4 separate regions of the Homo sapiens genome follow, and all the other regions are linked to region 1. A link is an interaction called in ENCODE POLR2A ChIA-PET data of the cell type or tissue named here. Cell type or tissue: Panc1. All regions are shown on one strand.

The links. ChIA-PET counts read pairs that join two places held together with the same protein. Peaks named below come from ENCODE experiments on the same cell type or tissue, not always from the same donor. Only the 100,000 strongest peaks of a DNase experiment are listed, where the experiment ranks them.
Region 2: POLR2A ChIA-PET joins it to region 1 with 12 read pairs; 8 of 35 experiments call an interaction of 5 or more read pairs at or near these places.
Region 3: POLR2A ChIA-PET joins it to region 1 with 15 read pairs; 9 of 35 experiments call an interaction of 5 or more read pairs at or near these places.
Region 4: POLR2A ChIA-PET joins it to region 1 with 20 read pairs; 6 of 35 experiments call an interaction of 5 or more read pairs at or near these places.

What each region holds. Positions count from the first base shown.
Region 1 is chr3:58,157,841-58,165,840 of GRCh38, reverse strand. It overlaps FLNB (filamin B), which reads right to left. Exons shown (of 46, transcript NM_001457.4): 42 at 6,155-6,287; 43 at 2,511-2,687. It overlaps FLNB-AS1 (FLNB antisense RNA 1), which reads left to right. Exons shown (of 2, transcript NR_135534.1): 2 at 1-3,294. Among named protein-coding and RNA genes, the nearest start is that of FLNB-AS1, 8.8 kb to the left of the region's middle. RefSeq lists silencers at 1-259, 4,015-4,212 and enhancers at 965-1,778, 3,785-4,079, 3,088-4,287. In Panc1, no CTCF peak of the experiment used is centred here; DNase peaks (open chromatin) are centred at 1,300, 1,530, 1,830 and 3,920; H3K4me3 peaks cover 631 bases; H3K27ac peaks cover 4,467 bases.
Region 2 is chr3:58,016,797-58,024,796 of GRCh38, reverse strand. All of the region lies in intron 1 of FLNB (filamin B), which reads right to left. Among named protein-coding and RNA genes, the nearest start is that of FLNB, 12 kb to the right of the region's middle. RefSeq lists enhancers at 2,079-3,060, 3,061-4,041, 4,042-5,024. In Panc1, no CTCF peak of the experiment used is centred here; no DNase peak of the experiment used is centred here; H3K27ac peaks cover 5,267 bases.
Region 3 is chr3:58,045,023-58,053,022 of GRCh38, reverse strand. All of the region lies in intron 1 of FLNB (filamin B), which reads right to left. Among named protein-coding and RNA genes, the nearest start is that of FLNB, 41 kb to the right of the region's middle. RefSeq lists enhancers at 387-681, 3,134-4,333. In Panc1, no CTCF peak of the experiment used is centred here; DNase peaks (open chromatin) are centred at 512, 3,602 and 4,486; H3K4me3 peaks cover 2,618 bases; H3K27ac peaks cover 7,651 bases.
Region 4 is chr3:58,056,533-58,064,532 of GRCh38, reverse strand. The region is part of intron 1 of FLNB (filamin B); the gene reads right to left. Among named protein-coding and RNA genes, the nearest start is that of FLNB, 52 kb to the right of the region's middle. In Panc1, no CTCF peak of the experiment used is centred here; no DNase peak of the experiment used is centred here; H3K4me3 peaks cover 643 bases; H3K27ac peaks cover 8,000 bases.

The DNA of each region.
Region 1 (8,000 bases):
TTAAACGCAGCACTGCTTGTTCTTCAAGGCAGTTAAGGAAGGAGGCCCTTCTGGTATACCCCGAGCACACTGGGGTTCCTGGACCATTTCATTAGGAAAATTGCTCAGCGGCTCCAAAGAATCTGGAGCTCCCTGGTCTATCTCCCAGCCTCTCAAGCCGCCTCCAGCAGGGTCCCGCCCCAAATTCTCCACATTCCCCTACTCCAAAATCTACAGAATGGACCATTTAAAGCTTGAGCCAAGAGATACAGCAAACTCACCCATTAAAAACAGAGGGAGGTTTGCTTTGTTCAGAAGGTCAGGATACTGGGCGCTCTGGCGGCCAAGCACAGATACCTTTTCATTCCATGCACACTGCAGCTGTGTAATCTCAGAATGGATATTTAGGGAAAGGCTTGGGAGCAGGAGGGCTGGAAAAACAAGGCGCCTTCCCTGTGACAAGAGCAATATTTACACAGGGTTTGAAGCAGGCGGTTCTGTACCTCTCCCCTCCTGGCTAGGAGCTTCCCTGCAAGAGCAACTCCTTCTCTCAGCAGCGTCCAGCACTTGCAGAGCACAGCCTGAAACCCAAGCTCCCAAAAAGGTGTGCGAACAGCCAAAAGGAAATGGGAGAGGGCCCAGGCACAGCGGCATGAGCCAGCAGGAGGGTGAGATGCTTCCTGGCCAGTGTGGGAGACCCCAGCAGCTGCTGTGAGGCCTGGCCTGAAGCCTGCCACGCGCTCCAAGTGCCGAGAGGACCCCACCTGGGCCCTCAAAGGTGAGTACCTTGTCAGGGCCCAAGTGCCAGCACTGCTGCCTGGAAAGTACTCCTGAGTGGCTGGGAGGACAGGGGTCCTGGTTTAGGACATCCCCAAAGTGGGCTGGGGATGCAGTCACTGCCTCTGGGTGAGCCAGCCACTTAGAGAGGGGGCCAAGCTCGGGGGTTCAGCGCATAGGCTCTGAGGTCACGGATGTAGACTGATTCCTGGTTCTGCCTCCTCCCAGCTGACTGCTTTTTGGGGGAGTGTTGTTTGGGGAGTGACTCAACCTCTGCATCTCACTTTCCACATCTGTAAAATGGACATCACTTACGGTAAAATGATACCATGCCTTTCACAAAAGGCAAGCCGCAGGCCCAGAGTTCAGCGTGGAGCCGGGCTGGATTTGCCTGGGGAGTCTGGCAGCACTCACACCACCCCTGTGGGTGGCTTTGCTGAGGCCACTGCTTTGGCCAGAGTCCCGGGCAGCCTGCCAGCCCACCAGTCACTCCTGCACCCGGAGAGGGCCCCTTGGCCACACAGGTCACTTGCTCCTAGGGCTGGATGCCAGGCAACCATGCAGCCACTCACCCCTCACCCCTGGGAGGCAAGTCTGCTCCATCCCACTCTCCTTATGCGGGGTGGGGGTACACACACAAGAGACTCAAGAAACCAGGACATACTGCTTTCCCAAGAGGGTCCAAAGTAACACCAAATGCAAACATGCCCCAGTGAGTCCACACTGCGCACTTCCCCTGCAAAGACTAAGGACTGACTCTCCACCCTGGCAGCCTCCATAACAGTGACGCACTCACTGCGCACCACCCGATGCCACCTGTTCAAATAACTGCGATTCACAGCAGGAATTCTCACTACAGCCAGGAAAAGGAGGGGAAGATCTGTTCTGACATGGAAAGATCTTTAAGATGTCAAAGCAAAAACACAAGCTATACCACACAGTGGATACAGTAAGATTCTTTCTGTAAGACAAAAGCAAAACTCTGTGTCTGCTTGTCTAATGAACCAATTAGCTAACCAACCCAGCAACCAAGAATGAAGACAGACAATGAGATGACAGACAGGGTGAAGGTCCTCCCTTCCCAGAGCCGTTTGCTTCCAGACCCAGGTGGGGGAGGAGGAGAGAAGATGGAGTGAGTCTCACTTTATTTACTTCTTCACTGCCTGTATCTTTCATAATCAAACATGTCCCATCTGTGGCAAAGAATAAAAGTAAATTGTAACGGGTCTAAAAAGCTTCAGAATTCTTTGAACATTTCAGTCTTTTCTCCTCCTCCATTAAGATCTGAGAGTAAAAAGAGGAGGAGATAGGCTGGGACAGGTCTTATTGCTGCTTCAGTGCATTTCTGGGAGCCTGGTACCATGAAAGAACAGACGGGTAGGAGCCCACTTGGACGCATCATGAATTCTGTGCAGGCAAAGAAACCCTCAAAATTAATGACACTGTGCTGTGTTCCCTGACTATCAGCATCCTGTTCTGAAAGTCAAGAAACTTGGCAGAGGAAGGAATCTGAATCACAACTAACAGTAATGAGGTGTGATAACACGGCCATCGAGCTCTCACTCTGGATTTATCGTGGGTCAAACCGCAACTCCCAAAACAGCTTTGGACAGCAAGCGCCTCCGAAGTGTGCATGACCCCAGTTTCCACGGGGAGTACGTGTAAAAAGCTTTCATGGGGCTTGAGGATTTCCATCTGGCTTGGTCCCTGGAGCTGGTTCAGTTAAGGCTTCAAGAAGCAGAAGAGTGGGTTACCTGTGGTGCCCCCTTCGAGTCCCGTGCCATAGGCGGACACCAGGGCAGGGTTCCCCGCTTGTCCAGGCTCCCCAACGCGCACTTTGAAGGGGCTTCCAACCACGTGGCTCCCATTGAACTTGACATCGATGGTGTGGACACCATTCTCATGAGGGATGAAGCGAACAGCATACTTATCTAGGAGAATGAGCAAAGGCACAGGGTGAAATCAAGCAAATGGACACCCCTGAGTTCAGTGAGGATAAAGGATGGAGGCCAAGCTGAGATGGCCCATTTAAAATCAACAGTTCTACAGGGAGCCTGGCACTCAGCATCCTGGATTTCAGAACCAGACAGACCCCCTGGGTATCCCTCATCAGCCCCAAGGGAAACGCATCCACATTGCAAATCCTATAAACACAGGACAAGACTCTGACCCCTGCCTCAGAAGAACACTTCCTTTCTTTAGAAAACCTCACTTCTTCAGTGTGAAATTCTGTGAATGCTGTTACTAATCCTGTCACGAGATGAATCTCATTTCACCAAAATTAAATTATGTTTTTCCACTAAAATGATGATACAAGTTGAAGACACAGCACTCTGAAATTGGAAGACCTCACCACTTAAGGCTCCGCAGCGGCTTACTCAGCTGAACTCCAGGTTACTACTCTTTACTTTGTTCACCCATTGGGGAGTTCAGTTTGTTTTTAAACATTGGGAGATGGCCATTCTAACTACTGTTCAATGTCTCTGTTTTGGGAAGGCATAACAAGAAATAAAAAGGAATATATATGAAGGGAAAAAAGAAAACCTCACTTCTTCTATGTTTCTCTATTTGGCCACTTGAAGGGGAAAAAAAACGGTTCCAACTGGCATTAATGCTCCTTAATTAAGCTCAAAGCTAGGAACTGCCCCCACAGGGCAGGTTTGTGGCTGTGCGTTTGGGTCACAGCATGTAGCAAGGTAATCTGTTAACTGAAGTGGGCACCTAGAACATCTACCCATTGTGCACCACCTGACTGCCGCTTCCTCCTTGAAGCCCTCCTGCCCAGGGTGCAGAGCCTGTTCTCCTCCTACCTCTCCAGGTAGTCTCTCGGTCTCTCCCTGGTGCCTAGTACTCTTCATCCCTCTCAGAATTTGTGTTCCCCAAAGCTCTTCTCCCTGCCTCTGGACGTCTCCACAGAGGTGCACCTCCATGAAGCTGTGCACCCTACGTCCTTTGGCACTGAACATCCTCCAACAGTCCCCATCCGCCTCCCTTAAAGCCAATGTGTTGTAGGGGAAGCTGGCTCCACCGCCATGTCCAGGTGTGGTCCCTGAGTGGATCAGGGAAAAATCCTTCTTCACTAAGCCTTAGTCAATGAGCACATGGCATTTCTTTAGCCACAGGAAATGACTCAGCAGTGGGCATGTGTCCAGGTCAGTGAGAGGGGAAGGCAGACGTGCTGGAGACTTCTGGGAAAGGAGGCTCTCGACTTCTAAGAATCCTGAGAGGGTGTCTCTCTTAATTGATGTGGCGTGAAGGTGGGACATCTGGTGCTGCTGCAGCCATCCTGCCACCAAGAGGAAGGCCATCCTGCCACCAAGAGGAAGGCCAGAACCAGGCCCACAAAGCAGAACAGCAGAAATATTTGACGCCTTGCAGGGCGCAGCTCAATGACCAAATCAAATTGCTGAAACCTGTCTTGGATGTCTTGAACTTTCTAGTTATGCAACTTACTGGGCCCCTTTATTGTGTGAGTTGGCTTGAGCTGGGTATTCTGTAATTTGCAATCAATAGTAACTGTGTCATGCTAATGATCTCATACATCTGTAGGGGTTCAAATCCTGTCTGGGGTGGAGTTAGCTTCCCCTGAAGCACATTGGCTTTAAGAGAAGAGGGAGGGTACCCAGTGAGGGACTGTTGGGGCTGAGGCCACCAAACCTCACAGTGATCTAGTAAACATCTCCATTTGGGTATTGGGGATCCTTCAAAACCCCTCAAAGTAAAATATTAAACCCTTTAAGGCCCTGACCAATCCTCACCCACCCTCTGCCTGGCTGGCCCTAGTTCTGATAACTGCACTGTCATCTTCCGACCCAATCACTAAGCTACGTGGAACATTTTGGAATGGATTCTCTCTCTCACTCTCTATAGCCACCATAGATCTCTGGCCTCAAGTCCCTCCTCTCCATTTCCAGTGCCACTGCTTCCTCAAATGGACCACTCTGGGAGCACCAGCTTGCCACTTGGCCTTTCAGACTAAAACCAGGATCTGACCCCATCCTTTACACTTGTTCCTCCTGAGGCTCCCCACTGCCTTTCTGCCTACTAGGAAACATAGATCTAAATGTTCACACAGAGCCTACATTCCTTTTTCTTTCTTTTTGAGACAGGGTCTTGCTGTGTTACCCAGGCTGGAGTGCAATGGCATGATCACAGCTCACAGCAGTCTCGACCTCCTGGACATAAGCAATCCTCCCACCTCATCCCCCACAAGTAGACTACAGGTGTGTGCCACCATGCCTGGCTAATTTTTTTTTTACTTTTTTTTGTAGAGAAGGGGTCTCACTATGTTACCCAGGTTGGTCCCAAACTCCTGGGCTCAACTGATCCTCCCAAAGTGCTGAGATTACAGGTGTGAGCCACCATGCCTGGTCAGAGCCTAGATTTCCAACTACACTATACAAATACAGCCAGGCACACAACAAATGCCCTATAAGGCAGTAATCATAGGTCTCCTCCTCATACATCAAGGCCCACATCAAATGTCACCTCCTCTGAGAAGCCCTCCTGAACTCACCGAGGCAGAAACTATTTCTCTCTCCTGCTCTGACCATCTTTACCATTTGCTTCACAGTTCTCCTGTGGTACTAGTGATCATTTGGGGTCATCATCTGCTTTTTGGCCAGGCCTTCACTAAACTTTGAGCAACTCTTTGAGCCTTATACCTTCCTTCAAGTTTCTGACACTTAATAAATTTATTATGTTCACCGGTAACACTGTCTCTTTAAAGTTGATTAAATCAGAGAATTCCATATACCAAGGCACCAAGCAAGAAAAATCTTAGGACATTAGGGCCTAGAGACCCAGATTTTCTTTTTTAAATTTACAGAACATTAACCTACTTTTCCTTTAGAGTAAAGTGAGATCAAAATATGCTTACTCGTGCCATAAGGTCAATGAATAAAAATCTGTAAGATGTTGTTACAATATGAAAGAAAAATTATGATGAATGTCATGCAAAAGGAATCTGAAAAACTAACAGAAAACAAAGAAGCATTTGTTTTTGTGTTGTGTGTATGTGTTTTTTTGTTTTTTTGTTTTTTTTCTGGAGACAGGGTCTCACTCTGTCACCCAGGCTGGAGTTCAGTGGCACAATCATAGCTCACTGCATCATAGCTCACTGCAGCCTTGACCTCTCAGGTTAAGGCACTGTACCCAGCCCAGCATTTGTTTAAAAAAGAAAGAAAGAATGAGCATTCTCTCCTAGCATAAAGGGTCTCCCTATCCCTGGCACATGTTTAAACCCTAATTTATAAACAATATCTGGCAACAGCAAAGGGAATTCAGAGGCTCACTGGCAGTAATGAAACTGATCAGCCCTCCCTTGGGACACACATTTACAGGAACATTCTGCTGGAAAGTGCTGGTGCTGGGACCCCCCAGCAGGCCTCCTGCTCACCTGGCTCCAGCTCAGACACGTGGCACTCCTCCACGGCTCCAGAGGGGCTGTGCACCTTTGCATCAATCTTGCCTTTTGCGCCATTCAACCTTATAGCAAAGGATGCTGGCTGGTTAACTTTTAATCCCGATTCCTGAGAATTTAATACATCAGACAGGTTATGGCCCTCGGCGTTCCTGCTCAGTGGCACACACTGACCCTACCCAAAACTGTGGGTGACAGTTCTCATGCAAATAGGTTTTTCTATATAACATATGACAACAAAGGGCAGGTGAGCCATTCTGCATTTTTAATGTAAGATAGCAGAGACGTGCATCTGCATGGTCTCTTATGCAAACCATCTTGATTCAGCCTAGAAGAGATGATTTCTGGGCTTGGATACTTGAGACATCCTGGTCAAAAGGACTATCATCTCAGCATCCAAAATAATGCCCATGCAGGCCAGAAAACCCAGTATGTTCCAGGTCAAAAAAGTGTCCTCTTTTAAGAGGATACTGCAGCTAACAAAGTCATGCACTCACGAACACGAACACAGTTTTATGTTATGCTGTTTGTTATCTCAAGGGCAGACCTGGAGGAACATATTATAAAGGGCTACGTGTGCAAAGAAGGCAGTACTCCATAGCAGTTAAGAATCAGCTGGATCTGGATTTCCTACCATTTCCTAGCTATATATCTAGGGTGCCAAACCTCTTCGAGTCTCAGTTTCCTCATCTGTAAAATGGGCATAATAACGATCTATCTCGAGGGCTACTATAAAGATCAAATGAAGCTGTGCATGCAAAACATTTATCACAGGGCCTAGCCCATACACAGAGAGGCTCGAAAACGTCAGCTTATTATTAAATATTAATATGCATTTAGAGGTTGTATCCCCACAAGAAGCCATAGAAAGACATAGCTTTTGCTCTTCCCTGGATCAGTTTCACTCCCCATACTTTGTCTTGGAAACTATCTCCTCTTCTGGGAGGAGGGGATTAGAAGTTCAGATGGTTAAGAACAAAGCTGAGCAACAACATTTGAGATATTTTAAGACTAGCCAATCCTGAACAGCAGCATTTTACAAGTCAGTAATTTTGATTTAGACTTGGTCGGACAGCCACTCCTCAGGCAATAACTCTGAAGCAGCATGGCTCACACTTAATGTGTAAGCAAACCATCTGGGGATCTTATTAAAATACAGATTCTTTTCCAGTGGGTCTGGGACTGAAGTTCTCAGGTGATGCTGAGGTCCAAGAACTGGCCCAAGAACCACATCTTCATGGCAAGGTCCTAAAGCTGCACTGGCTAATTTGGTAGTCACCAGCCACGAGGCCATATATACATATATTTCAACTTAATGCACTTAAATAAAACTAAACATCCAGCTCCTTGGTTCCTCTGGCCACATTTCAGATGTTCAATAGTCACATATGGTTAGTGGCTATCATGCTGCATAGCATAGACTTGAAGCATTTTGATCACTGCAGAACCTACTATTGGACTGTGCTGCCCTAGGGGATATAGACTGAGGAGGGAGGACAGAACACAGAATTAGAGGGTCTTTGATCACCAGATCACTCCCATCCCACCCCCACCCCAAGTGCCAGCCTACTCCAATTTCCTAAAAAGTCTCAAAAGCAAGACAAAACGATACATGCCTCTCTTTGCTAACCAGCACCAGATGTTGCTTGCGTGGGCCTCCGCAAAATCTCTGATCAATAATTTACATATCACTCGGCATCAAATGACCCGGGAAGAACAGGGGGCGATGCTGATGAACACACTTCTCCTGCGGCAGCAGCTGGTTACAAAAGCTTAAGAAACAGCCTGCTGTGCACTTACTGAAACATTTATGACCCAGCTA
Region 2 (8,000 bases), 140 kb after region 1:
GGTTGCAGTGAGCCAAGACTGCACCATTGCAATCCAGCCTGGCAACAAAGCAAGACTGTCTCAAGGTTAAAAAAAAAAAAAAAAAAAAAAAAAAAGGAGGCTTGGCCAGAAGACCAGAAATGCAGAAATGCCACTCATGATGGTTCCTACTCAACAGTTATCCAAAAACCCAGGTTGCCTCTTCTTCTAAAAAGAGTCTGTTAGGTAGGAGGCGGTATCTTTGGCCTATTTCTGGGAGTATTCCCAACCACCTTTCACCTTCCTAGATAATTAGATTGCTTCTTCATCTAGTCTGGAGAGACCACCCCCAGGTCCAGGAATTAGGGGTGTGAAAGACGGGAAAGGAGAAGAGAGAAAGGAGGTTGGTGGGGAGCATGATGACCACCATTCATGGGGCACTTACCCCAGCCCCCACCACCACCTCCAAGGACTGGGTCAAGTGATTTATCAGGATTATATCATTTTATCTTCGATAACGCCAGTAAGGGGGTACTGCTATAGTCTGGGACACAAACTCAGAGAGGTCAAACAACCTTCCCCAAGTCTGCCAGCTAGAAAGCAGCAAGGTCTATCTGACCCATGCTCTGAAGCACTCCGGAAGTGGCTGGATCTGTATCCAGAAGTGGTTTCCATTCCATCTCCTCTGCCTCCTGGCTGAGACAGGATGGCTTCATGGGCCTGGTGTCCTCAGGGCTATTGGGAAATGGTGCCTCCAAAAAAACAATACCATGAAGACCTTAGGGCTACATATAATTTTCAGACTTCTCAAAGTTCCCAGGCAGTCAAGGGTGAACCAAGCTGCCCAAGTACATTGTCAGGCTCACATCTGAAACATGTTTAAACAGCTAATGGAGCTGAGCAACTAAAAGCTAAATGAGTTTCTATGCTGGGCTGCCTATGAGACAAGGTCACAATAGTTACCAAGTATAATAACTATTATTAAGAGACCCTGGCAGTCCCAATAAAAGTAGGTCCTAAAAACTTTTAAGAGACAGAAAGTGGCTGGAACACCTCCATGCCGTGGTTGACCAAACATATTTCTAGACCAAGGGAGACTTGCAAACCACAATGAGACTCAAATGAGACCTTTCATTTTAATGTTGGACAAAGCTCAGCAATAACTCAATTGAAGACGAATCTTGTTATAACCATCAGTATGACCAAAATTATTTCACAAAGCATTTCCAGTCCACAGTCACTTTTTTCCTGAGAAAGGAATCTCTTTCTTCCCTATTCTGATTAAAAGGCAGCTGTAAGCAAAATCCCCTAAAAGTAGAAAAAGATTCATTAAAATTCTTCACAGGTGATTTTTTTCTTTATATTTTTCTGTGTTCTTGCAATTTTTTGCAAAGAGTAACAACTACAGATGTAACTTTTTAATGCTCCAATAAAAATTTATTAGAATTGAATTTCAGGCTGGGCACAGGGGCTCACTCCTGTAATCCCAGCACTTTGGGAGGGCCAGGTAGGTGGATCACTTGAGGTCAGGAGTTCAAGACAAGCTTAGCCTGTCTCTATAAAAATACAAAAATTAGCTGGGCATGGTGGCACGTGCCTGTAGTCCCAGCTACTCGGGAGGCTGAGGCAGGAGAATCACTTGAACCCAGGAGGCAGAAGTTGCAGTGAGCCAAGACTGCAGTTTGGGCAACAAAAGGAGACATCATTTCAAAAAAAAAAAAAAAAAAGGCCGAGTTCGGTGGCTCAAGCCTGATCCCAGCACTTTAGGAGGCCGAGGCAGGTGGATCTCGAGATCAGGAGTTCAGGACCAGGCTGGCCAACATGGTGAAACCCCGTCTCTACTAAAAATACAAAATAGCCAGGTGTGGTGGCATGCAACTATATTCCCAGCTACTCGGGAGGCTGAGGCAAGAGAATCGCTTGAACCCAGGAGGCGGAGGTTGCAGTGAGCCAAGATTGCGCCACTGTACTCCAGCCTGGGAGACACAGCAAGACTCTGTCTCAAAAAAAAAAAAAGAAGCAAATTTCAAAGACTTGCTGAGCTGATGGCTTTCCTTGGGAAAGCAGTAAAATATGAAGATTAAAATCTCAGACAAGAATCTGAGTAATAACCACACACTCACTGGCCAATCTGGGTGTGCCTCAGTTTTCTCATCTGCATAACGGGAATTACAACAATAACTACTTCTCAGAATTGCAATGATGTTTTGTATAGCTATTAGTAAGAAGCGTTTATCACAATGCCTGGTACTTTGTATGGGCTCTCTCTATATTCACTGTAACTAATGAAACTGTTACTATGATTGTGACTTTCAGTAATTTCCTATTAAATTCATTTTCTGAGCTTCACCTGGAAAAGGCCTTGTTCTCTAACAGTTGTTGAAGCAAATCACAGATGTCCAGAGAATGAACATGAACTGCTGAGTTCTTTAAGTTCAGCATCACAGTCCAAAAACGAAGTGTTCCACTGGGACCCCAGACCCAGTTGTCTACTACATATAATTCCCACTTCACTAAAGGCAGCAAAGAACCACTGTTTTGCATTTTCTGAATTGCAAATAAGTCAATGTACCAGTCTTAATACTCAAGCTATTATACTAGAGACTGTTTATTTAACAAGTTATTTATTAAATTCCTATTAAGTGCCAAGGTCAGAGCCACAGAGGTAAACAAGAGACACAGCGCCTGCCCCTGGAGCACTGATGACCCGTGGGAGAGTAAGAAGGCCATTTAGAACACCAATACGGCTCAGTAAGAGGGCAGTGTGGCCAAGTGAGGTGGCTCATGCCTGTAATCCCCACACTTTGGGAGGCTGAGGCAGGCAGATCGCTTGAGCCCAGGAGTTCAAGACCAGCCTGGGCAACATAGCAAACCGAATCTACAAAAAATACAAAATTAGCCAGCAGTGTTGGTGTGTGTGCCTGTAATTCTGACTACGTGGGAGGCTGAGGTGGGAGGATCGCTTGAGCCAAGGAGGTCGAGGCTGCAGCGAGCTGTGATGGCACCACTGCACTCTAGCCTGGGTGACAGAGCAAGACTCTATCTCCAAAAAAAACAAAAACAAAAAAACAAGGTGTTGGGTGCCCAGGAGAGGACCTCATGCCCAACTTTGGGTGTGACTCCCCATGGATGTCAGACAATAGTGCTGAGAAAAAGGGATAGGAGAGACAATTAGGTAAGAGGTGCACACCTGCAGGAAGTGTAATGTGACACCTGGATCACATCCTGTAAAGGACTCCCTGATGGGAGAGCCATCCCCCAGGTGCTAGCTTGCCTCCTTTGGTGGAGATAAGGAATGTGACAAGCCACTGCCTAGGTGCTTTCAAGCCAACTCTGCCAAGGCGCCTCACTCAGAACACATTCTGGGTTCTGCCTCCAGATGGCTAGAAGCTCCACCGAGGGCCCCCATCCCAGCAGCAGCACATTCCTGGTCTTCCAGCAGGTACCCCTCCCTGCCTCTGCTGAGAGGGAATCTTGTAAACAGAACCCTGAACTCTGCTCAACTGATAGCACTACAGACTCACAAAGGCCTTTTAGGGTCTCAGCTCAAAGACCTTGCACCTCAGGTCCCCTGGGAGGCAGGGCCTGGTCCCATACTCTGGCCTGCTTTACCCCACACCAAGGGAACAATCAGTTTGTTCCTGGGCAAGAAGCACCAGGCCGGGCCCCTGCTCCCACAATAGGCTGTAGATGCCAAACCATTCTTGTGTCCCTGGAATCTGATAAACCACTTCAAGGAGGTGCAGGGAAACCAGGGTGATACGCACAAGAAGTGTGGTACAAGCATGATAAGAACTTATTTTCTTGGGACACGGGGGAAACTGAGAAATCCTATTTTAGCCACCAAGAAACCTTTCCTGCCCCGGCCTCCCTAGGAGGCCTGCCTCTCCCTCAGTCACACTCAGCACAGGCGGAAGGTAGCACCGTTCCTGCCTGTTGAAGGAAAGCTGACTGCTGCTTGCCATCTTTCATCTTAAAGTCTGAATTTATGGGCTTGCGGCAAATTTACATAGTGCCTGCCACAAATCCCCACCCGTTTCCCTATAGTTCGAATGCCAGAATTCCACCCTGTGTTCCAAATAACTCCAACCTCTTTAGTAGCCTTTTTTTTTTTTTTTTCTGGAAAGGAAATTCCAGAAAACTTGTCTGGCATGGTAAAGGCTGACAGCCTTATGAAAATACTCAGAAAGGTGACCCATTTAGTCAAAAGAGCTTTCAGATCTCTATGAGAAAAGGAATTCATGCCAGCATAAAGGGCCTTCAGAGAGAGAGAACAGGAGTGCTGTGTTAACACCCAGACCTTTCAGCAAGCCAGCCCTGCGACGGCTGGGGAGGCTGAGCCCTGAATGGGCTGGACGGACCAGCTTTCTCTCTCAGGAGAGGTGCGCCTCAGGAGATGCCCGTGGGGATCACAAGTTCAGCTCTGGCTCACACAACTTTGTGCTGCCACAGCACGAGGCTACCTGCAGATGAGCGGAAAGCTGCCTGCTTGGATTGGAAGCAGGCTGCCCACTTGTGCCAGGGCCATGAGACTGATAAAGGCTGGGTGCTAGGCCTGGAAAGAAGGGTGCAGTTGCTGGGCTCACCAGCAAACACAACCCAGCACACCCTCCCACCAGTTAAACAAGGTAGCAGAAGAAAAGGGTGTGGGTGAACTCATTCCTGACAGAGCATAGCTGTGCCTATGTCCGCTGTCACCAAGGATCTCCTGGCATAGTTGGCTCTCAACAACACTCCCCTCAACACACACACACACACACACACACACACACACACACACACACACACACCCCTGTGGTGTCATGGTGTGTGCTGTGAGCCCTGCAGCCAGGGGGAGTTCCAGGGACACCTCCTTCCTCACCTCTGGTTTCTAGACCTCACAAACAAAAGCCCTGCCCACCTCCTCCAAAGCAACCTTTAGCTGGTCCCTACTGTCCACACCTGCGGTGACATTACTGCCCCCTGGAAACCAAAGGCAGGGAAAGAACTGGAGCAATGTCTCCAAAAACTGGAAAAGGTCCCAGTCAGAGCTCCACGGTGTGGGAAAAGATATGGTAAGTAGCCCCCAAAAAGTTTTGTTCTGTAGAAGGAAATTTCAGTTTCACATGAATCAAGCGCAAATGAGTAAAGTTTGGAGCAAAGCAAAACAGGAAGAAAAAAAATCCACAGAAGCAGAAAACAGTCTCTTCTACACCCTCTCACTACAATATATCTATTTTACTTTACAGAGTGTGAAACTCAGTTTTGACACAAAAGTCCTTTACAGCATGATGCAGGCAGGGATTAGGGATTAAGCCTGACCTGTAAAGTGAGGCAGAGCTGAGCCTCAGTTTTCTCATCTGTAAAATGGAAACAGATGTCAACCTAAAAGAAAGAGGCAGAGGCTTAAAATTTAAACTATTAAAGAGTTTACTTGAGCCAAAGTGAAGACAGCTGCCTGAAAGACTCAGGCCCAAGTAACCTTGGATATGAGCTCTGTTTGGCCTTTGTTACAAGCAGGTTTTTAAAAGCAAAAGAGGGGACAGACAGGGAGTGGGGCTGATACAAAGTTTTTTGTCAGGAATTCTCATTGGCGTACAGAAATAGCATTGATTAGTGGTTGGCCATCCATCGTTAAGCTATAGGGTGTGGATTATGGTACTGCGTGCAGCATTATTAGATTAATTTATAACTAATTGTGACAATAGCAATTTCTTTGTTTTAGAAACGGGTCTCACTCTGTCGCCCAGGCTAGAGTGCAGTGACGCAATCATAGCTCACTGCAGACTCAAACTCCTGGGCTCAAGCTATCCTCCCAACTCAGCCTCCCAAGCAGCTACAACTATGTAGGCTTGTGCCACTGCATCCAGATAATTTTTTTTTTTTTTTTTTTTTTTGTAGAGATGTGATCTCACCCAGGCTGGTCTTAAACTCCTGGCCTCAATAGATCCTCCAGCACCGGCCTTCCAAAGTGCTGTGATTATAGGACAGGCATGTACCACCACACCTAGCCAGCAACCAATTTTAAGAAATGAATACATAGGCGGGGCACAATGGCTCACACTCGTAATCCCAGCACTTTGGGAGGCCAAAGCAGGCGGATTACCTGAGGTTGGGAGTTCGAGACCAGCCTGGCCAACATGCTGAAACCCCGTTTCTACTAAAAATACAAAAAATTAACTGGCTGTGGTGCCAAGGCGCCTGTAATCCCAGCTACTGGAGAGGTTGAGGCAGGAGAATCGCTGGAACCCGGGAGGCAGAGGTTGCAGTGAGCCAAGATCGCGCCACTGTACTCCAGCCTGGGTGACAGAGTGAGACCCTGTCTTAAAATAAATAAATAAAAATAAAAATACCAAAACTAGCCAGGCAAGGTGGCAGGCGCCTGTAATCCCAGCTACTCAGGAGGCTGTGGCATGAGAATCACTTGAACCCCGGAGGCAGAGGTTGCAGTGAGCCAAGATTGCACCACTACACTCCAGCCTGGTGACAAAGCAAAACTCTGCCTCAAAAAAAAAAAAAAAAAAAAAAAAAAGTCAATGAATACATAGCTCAAAGAGGGTAGCAGGATGTGTTCGCTGTCTCATTTAATGTCTTTCCAGGCCTGATACTTTAAAAGGACTCACCTTCTTCCGATAAAAGTTCTTTTCTTTTCTCATAGATGTAAAGCCACTAGTTTTGCAGAGTTCACGAGGATTAGAAGTAGTATAAGTAAGATAGACCAATGCTCAGCAGACGGAAGGTGTGAGAAATACTAGATGTTATATTAGAGGATGAATATCCTCAACAGTGCACACCTCAACATTCAGTACACAGCCAGCATTATTTGTATGTATTCTTGGTACCAAGAAGAGCCAAAGAATAATATGTAGGAGGACAAGGGTCCTCCTTGCCAAGCTTTTTACATGCGCTGCTTAGAAAAGCCAGATTTTGATAATGGGGAAAGGGAGAGAGTCAGCGGCTCTGTCACAATAACTCAGTCTGATAGGCAGTCTTGCCTAAGTGAAAAACCAAACTGCTTCTTTGCTTATAGTACAAGAAAATTTTGGCCAAGGGCATTCTACTGCATGGGATCTGGCCAAAATTGTTCTTTGGTAAATGCTGTACTCAAACAATGGGCATAAGTAAAATCTCATCAAATTGTTTTTAAAAATAAACAGTTTGCAGAAGAGTTACAACAACCATCTACAGTTTATCAAAGGAACACATTTAAGTCAGCTGCTCTAAGGCTCTTAGAGGGCAGGAGCTTCAAACATAGCTCAGTATTTTTCTTTGTCCTCCTCCCCTCCCACAGAATAAATCCTGACACTGGCCAGGCGCGATGGCTCACACCTGCAATCCCAGCACTTTGAGAGGCCAAAGCGGGCGGATCACCTGAGATCGGGAGTTCGAGACCAGCCTGACCAACATGGAGAAACCTCATCTCTACTAAAAATGCAAAAAAATTATCCAGGTGTGATGGCGCATGCCTGTAATCCCAGCTACTTGGGAGGCTGAGGCAGGAGAATCTCTTGAACCCGGGAGGCGGAGGTTGCAGTGAGCTGAGATAGCGCCACTGCACTCCAGCCTGGATGACAAGAGCGAAACTCCATCTCAAAAAATAATAATAAAAATAGAATAGAATAATAAATTGTGATACTAAGTGGGCCTGATTAAAATACCCAGTAATTCCGTCCTCTGTACCATCTATACCTACTCTCACCTGCTGGTTCATCACTTCAGTCATAAAGAGACCCATTTGGTTTTCTAATCATTTTCCCCAAAAAGCTTTCTTCCCAGTACATGGACTCAGTTTCCCATGAAAAGTTAGTTAGGCACCTTAAAAATACAAGATCACTTCTCAAGCTCCTGAAGAAGAAAGTATTGTTGTTTATTATACAATAACCTGAGCCAATTTAGGGATTACTGTGCCCGTTTAATGAATAACTAGATTTACAACAGTAATGTAAGATGGCTTCTAGTAGAATGTCATGAAAAGCAACTGTAATCATTATAAAAGCAGGAAATAGCCCCATTTAGATTAAAATGGCTCATTCCATTGAATATTTTCATTAGTTAAACTTATT
Region 3 (8,000 bases), 110 kb after region 1:
ATACCTTGCAGGAATGGTACACACTAAGTACAGTACTGAGAGGCATAAATAGCAGTTGCCTAGCAGAAAAAAATACCCCCATGTACACACAAAATGGAGGAGGCACACAAACTAGACTTGGCACAGGCAGAAGTGTAGAAATGCGAGGGTGACCATGGGGTTTCAGTGCTATAGCTGCTTTAAATCCGGACAGGGCAGGGCATGCCCTTTACACAAAGCTGTGCTCCCTAACGTCCTCTGAGCATACTGTCCATATCATTAGTACTGCTCCTATGCTGTGCCCAGCACTGAAGTCACTTGGGGCAGGTCAGTTCACACACCTCGGCCATCAGCCAGCCCGCAAGCTGTGTGCTGCCACCCTGACTGCTCAGATGACAACCTGCCATCCACACCGATGTCATGACCACGGCACACTAAAGTCTGGAAGCTGCAATTTTTGCAGCTTCTGGGGCTTCTCTAAACAGATAAGACTGAAGTCAGTCTGGTTTTTCTGACCAAAGGCCCTGTTTCCCCTCTTACTCAGCTGTCTTACTCACCGGGCTGGGTGCCACATGACTCAGCCATTGTTAACAATCAAATCCATCCACAGAGAGAAGACCTCAGAGGGGACTCAACAGTGGGCTGGGTCCATCTTAAAGCTGGATCCAAGAGTAGTTTTGGACCCTGTCAGTCCTGTTGGAAGAAGTTCCTAATCTGAAGAAATTCTTGTCCCCTCATATGGTGGTACTAATCTACATGGAGTGATTTTTCCTGATTAATTTTTCCTAATTATAAAATGCCCCACTACAATCAATCCGAATTGTATTCCAAGTGTGGATATAATAAAGCGAGTCGAGGCTGGGCACAGTGGCTCACACCCATAATCCCAGCACTTTGGTAGGCCGAGGTGGGCGGATCACCTGAGGTCAGGAGTTCAAGACCAGCCTGGCCAACAATGGTGAAACCCTGTCTCTAGTAAAAACACAAAAACTAGCAGGGTGTGGCGGCGCGTGCCTGGAGTCCCAGCCACTCAGGAGGCTGAGGCACGAGAATCACTTGAACCCAGGAGGCAGAGGTTGCAGTGAGCCGAGATCGTGCCATTACACTCCAGCCTGGGTGACAAGAGTGAAACTGTATCTCTAAATAAATAAAATAAAGCGAGTCTCTCCCCTGACCGCATCCATCCAGCCCAACTCTCCAACAGGTCAGGGTTGCTCTGTGCTAATGCCGGGGATATGACCTTGGTCCTATCTCAAGCATGGCTCTTCCAACTTCTCAAGCCTTAACACTTCTCCGTTACTCACAAAAATCACTTCAGTCTCAACCCTGGCTACACATCAAAAAGCTTAAAAAAAAAACCCAAAAAAACTGCCCTCCCCAAAACAAAACAAAATCAGCATCTCTTGGGGAGTGGGGCTGGAGTATCAGCAATTTAAAAGCTTTCCAGCTGGGTCTACCTTCGGAATCACTGTGTGCAACTAGACCTCACAGGAATCACATCACAGCAAAATCACTACTCAAGACGACGACCCTTTATCCACATGCAGATGGACACGTAGCAGACCAGAAAAAGTATACAAAGAAAGGGAAAGGAGAGCAAGTACTGTACATGCTTGCAGAACCGGAGGTGCCCAAGGCTATTGCGCAAAGCCTCCTTCAGTGCAGACATGCGGGCCACTTGTCTCAAGGCAACAAAACCACATTCTAACAAAGAAAGGGATGATTCGGCCAGTCCCTTGGAATAAATATGCTGCAATGGTGAACAGTGAACTGGAAGAGGCATGCGTCTCCCTTTTTCTTCTGTAAAAGAGAATAGCCACTAATAGTGAAATCTTACACAAGGAAGCAGAAGGGTGTTAGAGAAGTGAGAGGCAAGCCCATCACTCACTGGAGAGGACCTGCCCTTGATTCCTGGGACAACTCCATGGCATATCCATTTTACAGTGGGGTCAGAGAGACTCAGGGGGTCCCAAGTGACGAATGGCCAGGCTGGGACAAAGCATATTCAAAAGCAAAAGTGTGATCAGGTCCAACTCTTTTGATGGCACAGATTTCCTCTAAAATGCCACTTGCCCAGGCAATATCAGCTACCCACGGAGTGAGTTACCTGAGCATCCCAACAGCAGCGCTTCACCCGCAATAGGAACAAATATTACCCCATTTCACAGAGCCAAAACAAATGCTGGGAGAGGCCTATTTGCCCAGAAGCACATGCCAGTGAGCAGAAGGGCCCCAGAGGAAGCTGTGGAAGGGGGCACAGAGGACCTGTCTCAGCCACCCCATTTCAGGAGCTACCCAGTGCACCAATCTGGAGACTTAGGGTCTTCCAAATTCTAATCTGACATTGAATGTCAGGTGGGATGGAGGCCAGGGTTTCAGAATCAAGCTCAGTGCCTCCCATCTGCTCACCCATGAGTCCTCACTGGTATAGTGTGCAGGTAATCAGTACTTCAGCTGGGCAGAACTGCCTTGGGTAATTGCTTAAGGGGAACCTCCAACAGGCCCAGAGAAATCTGAACCACAAAATCCAGTCCATGATTGAAACTGCCCACCCAGCCCTGGAACCCCTGTTTTTTCCAGAACATTTTACGGGAGACTTCAAATAAAATTAAATGGCTGTAGTTACCATACTCAGTCCTTGATTTCATTCAGGTCCCCACTTCTGGTCTGAGAGCCCACTCCTGCACAGCAAATTACCCTTTAAAAATGAAAAAGAGACCAGGCATGGTGGCTCACGCCTGTAATCCCAGCACTTTGGGAGGCCGAGGCGGGTGGATAACGAGGTCAAGAGCTCAAGACCGTCCTGGCCAACATGGTGAAACCCCGTCTGTACTAAAAATACAAAAATTAGCTGGGTGTGGTGGCACGTGGCTGTAGTCCCAGCTACTCCAGAGGCTGAGGCAGGAGAATTGTTAGAACCCGGGAGGCAGAGGTTGCGGTGAGCCAAGATCATGCCACTGCACTCCAGCCTGTCAACAGAGCGAGACTCTGTCTCAAAAAAAAAGAAAAAAAAAAAAAAAAAGGCATTTTCTATTTCTTCCAATGAACAAGGTAAAAGGAAGTTTTGTGAGTGTCTAAATCCAGAAGACCCTCCTCTGCCCCCATCCACGGGGTCCTCCCACAGTAGTGGGTGAGATCAGAGGGGCAGCTAGGGGTAGATGCCCACAGATTACACGTTTTCTCACACTACCCTGAGCAGTCTAATGAACAGTTTCCACATCAGCCACCCCTCCTCCCCAATTTAAGGGGAGCTGCACAACAGTCCTGACACCCCCTTTGCAGCTCCTGGAGTGTTCCCCGAGAGCAAGCCAATTTTTCCAGGGCATTGGGCCAACAGTGTAATCACAGGCCGTGGTGGAAGTTTCTGGTAGTTCATCAGAACTCAGAAACCTGGCTGGGGGCTGCACACAGGCAAGAGGCTCCATCAGGCTTCCTGTCACAATAAATTCCTCCACACCCTACCTGTGAAACTCCATTCCCATTTATTACCAAAACTGGAGCCCTGACTTTCAAGCTTTTTCCTGAGGCCTGAAAGCTGGCCCTTCCAGCTGATGACATCACTGACAAGCTTCTGACAATGGCTCCCTGGAGCCTAAACCTCTGCTAATACCTAGCAAGGGCACATTCTTCATGGGTGAGGTCATATTCAGCTAATTACTCATCTAACCCCCACCCCAGTGCCCAAGGCCACAGCACGGAGATACCACTACACTTTGCTCCTCCTCCAAGGCCCTTCTCGCAGCTGCAAACACCACCAGGCAGCAAACACAAATGGTGGCCATCCCCGAGAAGGCGGTGGGACGTGGGCTTGGAAGATCGTACAAATAAAAATACAAGATATCAGTTACATATTAATTTAGATAAACATCAAATCGTTTAGCATAGGTATGTCCTACGCAACGACTTGTAACTTGTGAGAGCTGTCTGCCACACTTGGAACATACTTATACTAAAAAGTTATTCATTGTCTATCTGAAATTCAAATTTAACTGTATTTTCTCTGGCAATACACAGTGAAACACAGTGGTGGGAACACAGGTGAGTCTCCAGCCCTTCATTTGGCCTATAGGATTTCCTAAACCATTATACAGGACAACAAATGCTCTACCAAAAACATACACAGAGTGAAATGTACTGAGAAGCTGTAAAAGCCAATGTTTAAAATACAAATGAGAGTTACCAGTCACTAGTTACATTTTAAAAATAAAAATTAACACACATACAAACAATTAACTGCTGATTATGTAAGAGCCATGTGTTACCAGCAGGGTATTATAACTGTAAGATGCTATTATTTTTCCCAAAACAGTTCACCAATGAGTGAAAACTGCTGGGGAACAGGATATTCATGTAGTCTCAAAGATTACTTACCAATTACAATCACAGGTTACCTAATCATTATACTAGGAGAAAGGTATTGTTTCAACAGAGAGCAGGCGGACACCACTTGAAGCAGGTGACCACACTTAGCACCACGAAGTAACAGGACAAACTGAGATTGTGAGCCTGTGCTGTGAGGCAGTGGGAAGTACCTATGACCTCAGGAAGTGCCCTAGCCAAAAATATTCAACTTGAATTTAATCACAAGGAAACAGACAGACCTAGAATGTGGAACATTCTACAGCCGAAGACCAGCTGCACTGGCATCACCGGGATGCTGGCTGGAAATGCAGATTCCCAGGCTCCACCCTGTTCTCCAGAATCAGAATGTGCATTTTACCAAGACCCTCCCAAGCACACTTGAGAAACACCAGTTCTACAAGACAACGGGCCTGATTTCTTCAAAAATGACACGGTCACGAAAGACAAAAAAATGTGTAAAAGGCAGGGGGGCTGTTCTTGATTAAAGGAAAAGTTGAGGTATGTGACTTTGAAACCAAATTCAATTGAGTAATCGTTAATTGGTTCCTGGATCCCAAAAAATGCCATTTTTTTTTAAACTGTCATAAAGGACACTTGGGAGCATTTTGGGAAGTTTTACACAAGATGTTATTACTGTATCGGTGCTAACCTCTTGGGTATGCAGTGACGCTGTGGTTAGAAGAATGTCCTGGGAATGCAGAGACACTGTGGTTAGGAGAATGTCCTTTTTCTTAGAGATGCTTGTTGGAGTATGTGGGGGTGAAGGGTCATGATACGAGCTGAGTACTTTCAAATGATTCAATAAAAAACACGCATGTGGCCAGGCATGGTGGCTCACTCCTGTAATCCTAGCACTTTGGGAGGCTGAGGCAGGAGGATCACTTGAGGTCAATAGTTCACGACCAGCTTGGCCAACCCCATCTCTACTAAAAATACAAAAATTAGCTGGGCATGGTGGCCCGTGCCTGTAATCCCAGCTACTCAGGAGACTAAGGCAGGAGAATCGCTTGAACCCAGGAGGCAGAGGATGCAGTAAGCCAAGATCATGCCACTGCACTACAGCCTGGGCGACAGAGCCAGACTCTGTCTCAAAAATAAATTAAAAAAAAAAAAAGTGTGTGATATGCATCTTTAGAGCAAGTGATAGAGCAAGCAAATATGGCAAAACATTAACAATTGGAGGCTCTGGGGAAGGTTATATAAGAGTTGGCTATAATCTTCTTTCATACTATCTATAAGAGTGAGGGTTTCCAGACCAGCCTGGACAACATAGTGAGATCCCATCTCTAAAATAAATAAATAAATAGGGTTGATTGAGGGTTTCCAATAAATTTGGGAGTGGGAAGGAAACATTATTGCTAAAATGAAAACTGTTAAAATAAGTCAAACATCTAGAAAATAAATATAAGAAAAAAGTTCATTACAACTCTGGGTCCTGAGCATCTATATTAATTAACATGCACTAATTTTCTTGGCAATAAAAGAAAACACACTTTCTTCCAGAAACCAATTTTTCTCTTTGGTGTCAAAACATTTAAGAAAAGCAGCAACCACTTAGGTACAGGGAGTTTGAGAAAGTTTGTCTTTTAATCTCCAAATGTAGAAGTTGGCTTTCCAGGAAAAAACACACCAGGCAAAGTAAAAATAAATCTGAAAACTTTAAAGCTTTATTTGAAAATTCAAATCCTACACATTCCAACACTTGGCCGTAAAAAAGAATAAAGTACAGACATAACATGGCTGAACCTTGAAAACATTCTGCTAAGTGAAAGAAGTCAGTAACACCAGAACACGTGTATGATTTTACCATATGAAATGTTCTGAATGGACAGATCCATAGAGACAGAGTAGATTAGTGGTTTATTGGGCCTGGTTGGGGAAGGGAAAGGGAGAGTGACTGCTAATGGATACAGGGGTTCTTCTGAGGCAATAAAAATATTCTAAAATTGGCCAGGCACAGTGGCTCACACCTGTAATCCCAACACTTTGGGAGGCCAAGGCAGGCGGAGTTTGAGACCAGCCTGACCAAAATGGTGAAACCCCATGTCTACTAAAAATACAAAAATTAGTTGGGTGTGGTGGCATGCACCTATAATCCCAGCTACTCGGAAGGCTGAGGAAGGAGAATCGCTTGAACCTGGGAGATGGAGGTTGCAGTGAGCCAAGACTGCACCACTGCACTCCAGCCTGGGCAAGAGTAAGACTCCGTCTCCAAAAAAAAAAAAACAATTCTAAAATTATAGTGATGATAGTTGCATAATTCTGTGAATATACTAAAAATTGCATACTTTAAAAGGGTGAATTTTATGGTGTGTGAGTTATATCTCAGTAAAGCTGGTTTTGGGGGGATTTTTTTAAAGAAAGAAAATTCCTATAAATTCCTCTAGCCTGCAAGCTCTTATTCTTCCTAGCAGAAGGCAGTATTGTAGTTACAAGTAGGACTAAGACAAGCCAAATCCCTTGGTCCCTGTGACCTGGAACCAAGGAGGCCCAGGTTCTAGCCCAGCCCAGCTACCACAACTCACTGTGTTACCTTGATCAGGGCCTGTCCCTCTCTGAGATTCTGATTAACAGAATATCTTCCAATCTGTAAACCTGGCTGGACCAGAAGGCATCTTGAGGTTCTCCAAGGTATTCTATTAGAACCAACTCAAGTCTTTTTTTTTTTTTTTTTTTTTTTTTGGAGACGGAGTCTCGCTCTGTAGCCCAGGCTGTAGTGCAGTGGTATGATCTTGCTCACTGCAACCTCCACCTCCTGGGTTCAAGGGATTATCCTGCCTCAGCCTCCCAAGAAGCTAAGACTACAGGCGTACACTACCACGCCCGGCTAATTTTTATATTTTTAGTAGAAACAGGGTTTCACCATGTTGGCCGGGCTGGTCTTGAACTCCTGACTTCAAGTGATGCACCCGCCTCAGCCTCCCAGAGTGCTGGGATTACAGGCATGAGCAACCATTCCTGGTCCAACTCAAGTCTTTTACCTCTATTTTACACAGCACAGTTATTGAACTTTCGTGAGCTTAAGAGAATCATAAAATTTCATTTGGTTCATCCAAGATCAAGTTTCAGGTTCACAAAATTGAGTTACTTCCTTTAAATCGGGGGTGTCCAATCTCTTGGCTTCCCTGGGCCACACTGGAAGAAGAAGAATTGTCTTGGCCACATAAGATACACTAACACTAATGATAGCTGATGAGCTTTAAAAAACAAATGCGAAAGGATCTCATAATGTTTTAAGAAAGTTTACGAATTTGTGTTGGGGCGCATTCAGAGCTGTCCTGGGCTGCCTACAGCCTGCAGTCTGTGGGTTGGACAGGCTTGCTTTAGATGGTCTTGGGACTCTCAAACTCATACTCAGCATTGCAACTCAGTTCAGAAGACAAACATGTGAAGGGAACGTCATTTTCAAACTGATCATGGTGAGGATTTTTATGAAACTGTCCCAACAAACTTTTAGGATTCCATTTATGCAAGTAATACTATGATTCCCCAACTCCACCCCCAAGTGTTAATGCTGGAGGCAGAGCCAACCCATGACCTATGAATTTGGCAATCAGGGTCTTTTACACCTAATAGAGGTCAGGATGGTGAGGGGGCACATCCCTTCACCCAGGCTCATCCCTACAAACTCATTTCTCATCTTCTGGGCAGCAGAAGCC
Region 4 (8,000 bases), 100 kb after region 1:
CACATACTACTTGAAGATTCAATTTGCTCTATTTTTCTTTTCTCATATTCAATAAATATTTCCTAACTGCCAGCCAGGTGCTGTGGCTCATGCCTATAATGCCAGCACTTTAGGAGGCCAAGGCAGGTAGATCACCTGAAATCAGGAGTTTGAAACCAGCCTGGCGAAACTCAGGAGTTTGAGACCAGCCATGGTGAAACCCCATCTCTACTAAAAATACGAAAATTAGTTGGGCGTGGTGGTGAGTGCCTGTAGTTCCAGCTATTTGGGAGGCTGAGGCAGGAGAATTGCTTGAACCCGGGAGGTGGAGGTTGCAGTAAGCCAAGATCGCACCACTGCACTCCAGCCTAGGTGACAAGAGTGAAACTTCGTCTCAAAAAATATACACATATTTTCTAACTGCCTACTGAGCTCCCAGCTCTGTGCTGAATACCAATTATACTTTTAAATGAGAAAGTTAAATTGGCTTGAAATGACTCTACAAAGAGATAATGGCGTTATTATAATGAAAACTGGTGTCTCCACAGGGCAAGACATTGAGGACCTTTTAAAGGAAGAAAAAAAAAACCTTTTGGCTTTTTGTCCCTCATATTAGGCTATGTTTCCTGGGAGTTTTTTCCCCTTTTATAATAAAAAGTTAATAATAATAATAAATAGGATAGGTATTTATCCTTTAATTGCAAACTTACAAAAGTTGAGCTTTGTTACAAAGTCAGATCAAGGTGGCTTCCTTGGTTTAAAAGGGGAGAAATCAGCTTCCATTTTTCCCCTGTAACTCACCTCAAGTTACAACTCATATTAGCCTGCTGTAGAGATGGCAGCCTGCCCAAAGATTGTGAAGTCATAAAAGGGAACAAAACTCCTAATTTAAAGTCTTGAGTAGGAACCAAGCTGAGGAAAATTCCAAATAATTTATAACCGCTGGCTCTGACCATCACCACAGAAAAGGGAGGAAACCACAAGAAAGGAGGCCCTCAGAGGACAGATAGGGGGAACTCTGCCTGCTTTACCTACACTGACACTTTCTGGATGGCTCCTCCCTGTGCCCTGTCTTTAGCTCAGCTGACGGCTCAACTTTATATCCCCAAATCTGGACCTTTCAGCCCACAATTATGTGAGGAGGCCTCCAAACACACGTCCCACCCAATCCCAACAGAGCTCTCTGCAAACTCTCTCAGCCCAGGGACCGACCTCCTTCTTACGGGTGGAATTCCATGCCACCAACATCCAAAGTAAAAGGCATGGTGCAGGGATGGGTGGAACCCACTCAAAGAAAGGGCAGGTCGCTGGCTGAAGTAACTGGTGGCCAAGTCACCCAGGAGTCAGGGGCATTAAGTCAGTTAGTGATGGGGCAGCTAGAAGTTCAGACGTCCTGCTGGGGCGTCAGAGAAGCCTGGTTCACCTCCCAAGCACAGCGACTTGGCAAGCTGTGTGACCATGAGTGGGTCGATTCCCTGTGCTCAGTGTCCTCACCTGCAAAATGAGAGTCGTAACTCCCTCGCCTCATCAGGCTGCGGTGATACGATGGAGTAAAGCAAGCAAGCAGCACTGCCTGACGACTGTCCCATCAAATTCACGGGGGCTACTACAACCACTGTTATTACTACCATAGTATTATAACACACACAAGTTTGGGAGCTAAGGGTGCCTCCCCGTTGGCATTGTGAAAAGGATTCAAGCCATTCAATTCTGGTTCAAGACTGCTCAGAGCCGAATGCCCTAGAATTCCGCCTTCTAGCACAGATGAGCATTCCATCTGCTAATGACCACAAGAGCTGGGTCCCTAATGGGACACAGCATTAAGGCTGATAGAATCAAGATGTTTCTTGCTCGGTGAGCTGCTGAATGAACTGGCAGTGTGCTCTAGTCTGCAGGCCACCCCAACTCCTCCCACAGATTCCGGGGCAGTCTGCAGGGGCCAGGCTGGGGCCACTGCTGATAGAAAATTAAACACAAGGTCCGTAAATTCAATTTGAAGTTCCCTAACATGATTTCTTTTTCTAATGGGAGGTGGGGGAGGTTTTGATATTAAAGTGATCTTTAGCCATTAAAGCAGTTCATTACAAGACAACTGGTGGGGGGAGGGAGGGAGAACTGAAAACAAATGCCTCCCTGACAGTAAGTGGTTAAATAAACTTTACATTCAAGCAAGAGGAAAACAGGGTGCTGTGAAAAGAATAAGAAATGTTTGTTTGTTCCAATATGAATAGGCTTCTATGATGTATTAAGGGAAGGGGATAATTTGTAGAAAAGTATGAATTGTACAATCCTGTTTTTCAGAAGTCATGACTGCATCTGAACAGAAAGATCTGGAAGCATAAACACCAAACTGTCCTCACTGGCTCCTTCTAGGAAGAAAACTAAGAAGCTGATGGTGGAAGATGGGCTTTCATTTTATTGTTGTTATTTATTCTGCATTGCTTGATTTTTTATTTTTATTTTTTAATGGAGTCTCGCTCTGTCACCCAGGCTGGAGTGCAGTGGCATGATTTCGGCTTACTGCAACCTCCGCCTCCCAGGTTCAAGCGATTCTCCCACCTCAGCCTCCCAAGTAGCTGGGATTACAGGCGCCCCCCATCATGCCCAGCTAATTTTTGTGTTTTTCTAGAGACAGGGTTTCACCATGTTGGCCAGGCTGGTCTTGAACTCCTGATCTCAGGTGATCTGCCCACCTTGGCCTCCCAAAGTGCTGGGATTACAGGCATGAGCCACCACACCCAGCCCCCCCAAAAATTTAATTTTTAAAATTTAAACTACATATGTTACTTTTTTTTTTTTTTTTGGAGGCCAGGGGGAGACAGGGTCTCACTCTGTCACCTAGGCTGGAGTGCAGTGGTGCAATCACGGCTCACTGCAACCTCGACCTCTGAGGATCAGGCTCCCGACTCAGCTTCCTGAGTATCTGGGACATTTGGGTCCCAAGTAGCTGGGACAGTCACCACCATGCCTGGCTAATTTTCGTAATTTTTGTAGAGACAGGATTTCGCCAGGTTTCCCAGGCTTGTCTTAAACTCCCGGGCTCAAGCAATCCTCCCATCTCGGTCTCCCAAAGTGCTGGGATCACAGGAATGAGCCACCATGCCCTACCCATCTGTTACTTTTATAATAAATCTTGACATACATCATCAAAAAAAGAAACATAGTACAATACATATGAAGAACTCTTCATCTTAACAAAATTGCTTGTCAGGATCTATAGGTACTAACGTGGGAAAATCAACAGGTATTATGAAATGATAAAAGCAATGTGTATGACAGGTTCAAATTTGAGTACAGGGTACTACAGAAGTAATATAATTGAATTCATCTATGTACAGACTGTCTCTTGACAAGACAAAAAACTGTTCCCAGACCATGCAGTTGCTTCTGGAAAGAGCAGCAAGGAATAGAGGTGAGGTGGGGTGGTAGGGCAATGGCCTTTCACCTGTTTGTTTAAATCGCTAGTGCAATGTTACCTATCAGCAAAGGAATACCTGGAGACTCTGTGGGTTTGCCTGATTGTCTTTCTGATGCTCCTTGGCTCAGCTTTCTCAGTGGCCATCCAAATGCCTTCCATTCCTCACCAGACACACCCGTCCTGGACAAGCAATCTCCCAGCCTCAGGAGATGGACTTTGCCATTTCCAAACAGCTTGCCAGAGGAGTCGATGTTGAAGATTACATTGCAAAAGATGGAGTCATTTGGTTGCCTTTGGGCATGTTTTTCTTTTCTTTTCTTTTCTTTTCTTTCTTTCTTTTTTTTTTTTTTTTTTTTTTTTTTTTTTGAGACAAGGTCTTGCTCTGTTGCCCAGGCTGGCCTCAAGCAATCCTCCTGCCCCAGCCTCACAAGTAGCTGGGACTACAGGGGTGTGTGCCACCACGCCCAGCTAATTTTTTGGGTCAGCCAGGCACAGTAGCTCACGCCTATAATCCTAGCACTTTGGGAGGCCAAGGTGGATGGGTCACCTGTGATCAGGAGTTCGAGACCAGCCTGGCCAACATGACAAAACCCCATCTCTACTAAAAGCACAAAAATTAGCTGGGCACAATGGCACACGCCTGTAATCCCAGCTACTTGGGAGGCTGAGGCAGGAGAATCACTTGAACCTGGGGGTGAAGGTTGCAGTGAGCTGAGATTGCGCCACTGCACTCCAGTCTGGGCAACAGAGCGAGACTCCATCTCAAAAAAAAAAAAAAAAAAAGAGAGACAGGGTCTCACCATGTTGCCCAGGCTGATCTCAAACTCCCGGGCTCAAACAATGCTCCCGCCTCTGCCTTCCAAAGTGCTGGAATTACAGGCATGAGCCACCACACCCAGCCTTGGGCATGTTTTTCAAGCCACCAAAAAACAAAAACAAAAAACACCCACCTTCCTAACTCCCTTGCGCCCCCGTTCACTTGCACCCTAGGAGAGCTTGTCCATTATGCAGAGGTCCGACCTCCCAGTGAGAGGTGAAACCTGAGGGCTTGGCCCTGTGCAGTTACCCCCCTGAATCCTTACAGCTGCTTTATGAGGAACTGCTGTTGGCTCCATTTTCCAGATTAAGAAAAATAATGAATAGGTCAATTAAACCCAAAGTCAGAGTTGATAAGCAGCAGAGCAGGAATTTGAACCCAGGCCATGACTCCAGAATCCACTGTTGGCTATTTCACCCTGGAGACCCAAACGGGAGTACACAGGAAGATGCCCAAACAAGGACATGATGGTGTTACAAAAGCTTTAAAAACTCAGAACCAAGTAGGGGGAAAATGCTGAGGGTTACATCATCCTCCTAAAAGAGATTTATCAGTGTGCCCCTGAACTCTGGCCCGTGATAAACGGTCGTGGCAGTAAGATAAACAGAACAAGTACACAGCAGATCGGCTTTGCTGCTAAAGGGGGAACACATTCTAACATTCCTGAGGCGCACTGTCCAAGGGCAGGCCAGGCAAGAAACACACGATAAATATCCAAGGCATCACCCCATCCACCAGCTGCTGCCGTGGCTGGAGACGCAGTCCACAGTCAGGGCTCTTTATGACCAGCTCATCTAAACAGTCTGCACCTTAGTCAGAAGCTGCTTCCCGGCTCAACAAGAACCCCAGCTGCAGTGTCTACATCTCAGAGCAGCTCTGCCTGAACCTAGCTCTGAAAAGCTAGGTCCAGCATCCCCCTAGACCACACTCACAGACAAGGCTCTCTCCTCTTACCACCTGGCCTATTTACTAAAGTTTTTCCTTCACTCATGTTTTCTTTTTTCCTTAGCTTAAGTAATTATGTCCTGGAAATCACAGGTTTGATACATTAGTTGCATTTTATAAACACATGAAAAACACATGTTAGAATTTTTAAATGTGTAACATGAGTATCATCTTCAGTACCACCTCTTAGAAAAGACTACCAGATGTTAGCTGGTTTTTCCAGAAAAGGGGGTTTCAGTGGCCAAACAACTGGGGGCACACTAGACTAAACAATTTTTTAACTGCTGCAGGACTTCTCAGAGCCTTTAACATGCCAACGTACATTGACAATCTCAAAGAGAGGGCTACAGTGTCACAGGGAATTTGCCAACACTATTGGACTAGCGGATGTTTAAAAATTTTATCTCCAAAGAGACTAATGTTCTCCAGAAGATAGTTTGGGTAAGTCCACTTTAAACTGCTCTTCAGATCCTCTATGAACAAGTCTCCCAAACATTCCCAGAGGCTGGGAGGTTACATTCTATAAAACTGGCAGGAGTGAGGATGAGACACAGGCAATAAACACACAGAAAGAAAGGAAGACAGGAAATAAGGAATTGGAGCTTTCTCTAATCTACAACTTTCTGTGGCAGTGATTAAGAAATGAGAATCTCGCTATTTGGATTCAAGAAGTTTTGCAGATAAAGGACAATAAAAAGCAGTTTTCAAAACGCTGTCCCTAATTAAGGATGCTAAAGGGAAGCACACCCTTTTGCACAATCCTTAGCCAGTGTTTATGAAATTCAGGCGACAACCAACTCACTTAAAAACCACATTAAGGAACATCTTATTGTTCCAGTGCAAACTGTAATTCTTAAACAACAGGCGATGATTTTGAGGAATTTGGGCGAAAACCAGCTTCTCCTCCTTTCTAGGTTTCCTTTAGAGCAATATGTTGTCTGTGACGAAGATTTAGACAAGTAGGAAGATGCAGGGATGGAGCCCCATAATTTGGCCCACTGCTTACATCAGTAGAAAGAGAGGGAGTCGTCCTGATGTGGGCAACTGGAACATCAAATTATGTGAAAGGGGGAAACCTTCAGAACCTCCAGCCAACTGCCGCTTCACTCTAAACTTCCTACACAGGAGAGGAAAGATAACTTAGTAAAAGTTAGTAAAAACTATTTCTGTAATAACTAAAACACATCCAAGTAGCATCCCTAATGCTACTGAAAGATAAAACGCTCACATGCACAATAATAGCAATGAGCCACGAAGCTTGAGTGCTAAAAAAATCCACTCAACTGGCCAGGCACAGTGGCTCACCCCTGTAATGCCAGCACTTTAGGAGGCCAAGGCAGGCGGATCACCTGAGGTCGGGAGTTCGAGACCAGCCTGACCAATATGGTGAAACCCCCAACTCTTAAAAATACAAAATTAGCCCGGCGTGGTGGCGCATGCCTGTAATCCCAGCTACTCGGGAGGCTGAGGTAGGAGAATCGCTTGAACCTGGGAGGCGGAGGTTGTGGTGAGCTGAGACTGTTCCACTGCACTCCAGCCTGAGCAACAAGAGCAAAACTCTGTCTCAAAAAAAAATCCACTCGACTTACATGTGGTATTAGATCCAAATCTGAGATTCCATCGACTATAATGTAAGTGTAACCAACCTAACCCAACAACCACTAATCAACAAATAATTACCAAGGGACCACCCACCCAGTCAACCAACTACCAAACTACTCATAAAAACCCAATTGGATTCATCCTAGACTACTCTCTCCCACCAAATCCACTCTCCCTGAATCCTGTTAGCTGCCTCTAAGTTGTTCCCTAGCCCAGCAGCCATCATCTAATGTCAGGCCCCTTTACTGGCCTACAAATCAAAACTCTTCCCAAATCTCCCCGCTGAACCCAGAGGGTAACCTCATACCCTTCAGGCACAGCTCCATCTCAGGAACCAACAAAACACTTCTAAAGCTAGGTAGAGGCAGACAGGACAGATTGGGCACAAAACATTAGAAAATTGAAAGGAAATGAAATTAATAGAAGTATAATTCAGTGCTTGCAAACCATCATCTTCACTAATTACTAACTTTGCTATTTATAGAAGTTGCAGGCCAGGCATGGTGGCTCATTCATGCCTGTAATCCCGGTATGTTGGGAGGCCAAAGTGGGTGGATTGCTTGAGCTCAGGAGTTCAGGATCAGCCTGGGCAACACAGTGAGACCCCATTTCTACAGAAAATACAAAAATTAACCAGGCATGGTGGCACGTGCCAGTAGTCCCAGCTACTCAGGAGACTGAGGTGGGAGGATTGAGCCCAGGAGGTCAAGGCTGCAGTGAGCCCTGTTCATGCCACTGCACGCCAGCCTGGGTAACAAAGAGAGACCTCACCTCAAAGAAAAAAGAAAATGAGTTATAGGTTAGTTTTCTCACATCCCAAGAATTTCCAAGTATACACTGATTGCTGAGAAATTACAGTCAATTGTTAAATAACTGAGTTAGTCACAGGGCGTGGTGGCTCACGCCTGTAATCCCAGCACTTTGGGAGGCCGAGGCAGGCAGATCAGGAGGTCAGGAGATCAAGACTATCCTGACCAATATGGTAAAACCCCATCTCTACTAAAAATACAAAAATTAGCTGGGTATGGTGGAGCACGCCTGTAATTCTAGCTACTCGAGAGGCTGAGGCTTGAACCCAGGAGGCGGCGACTGCAGTGAGCCGAGGTCATGCCACTGCACTCCAGCCTGGGCAACAAAGCGAGACTCCGTCTCAAAAATAAATAAATAAATACATAACTGAGTTAGTCATAGCCAAATACTTTTTTAAAACACAAGTATGAGCAAGACCAAAACTTTTTT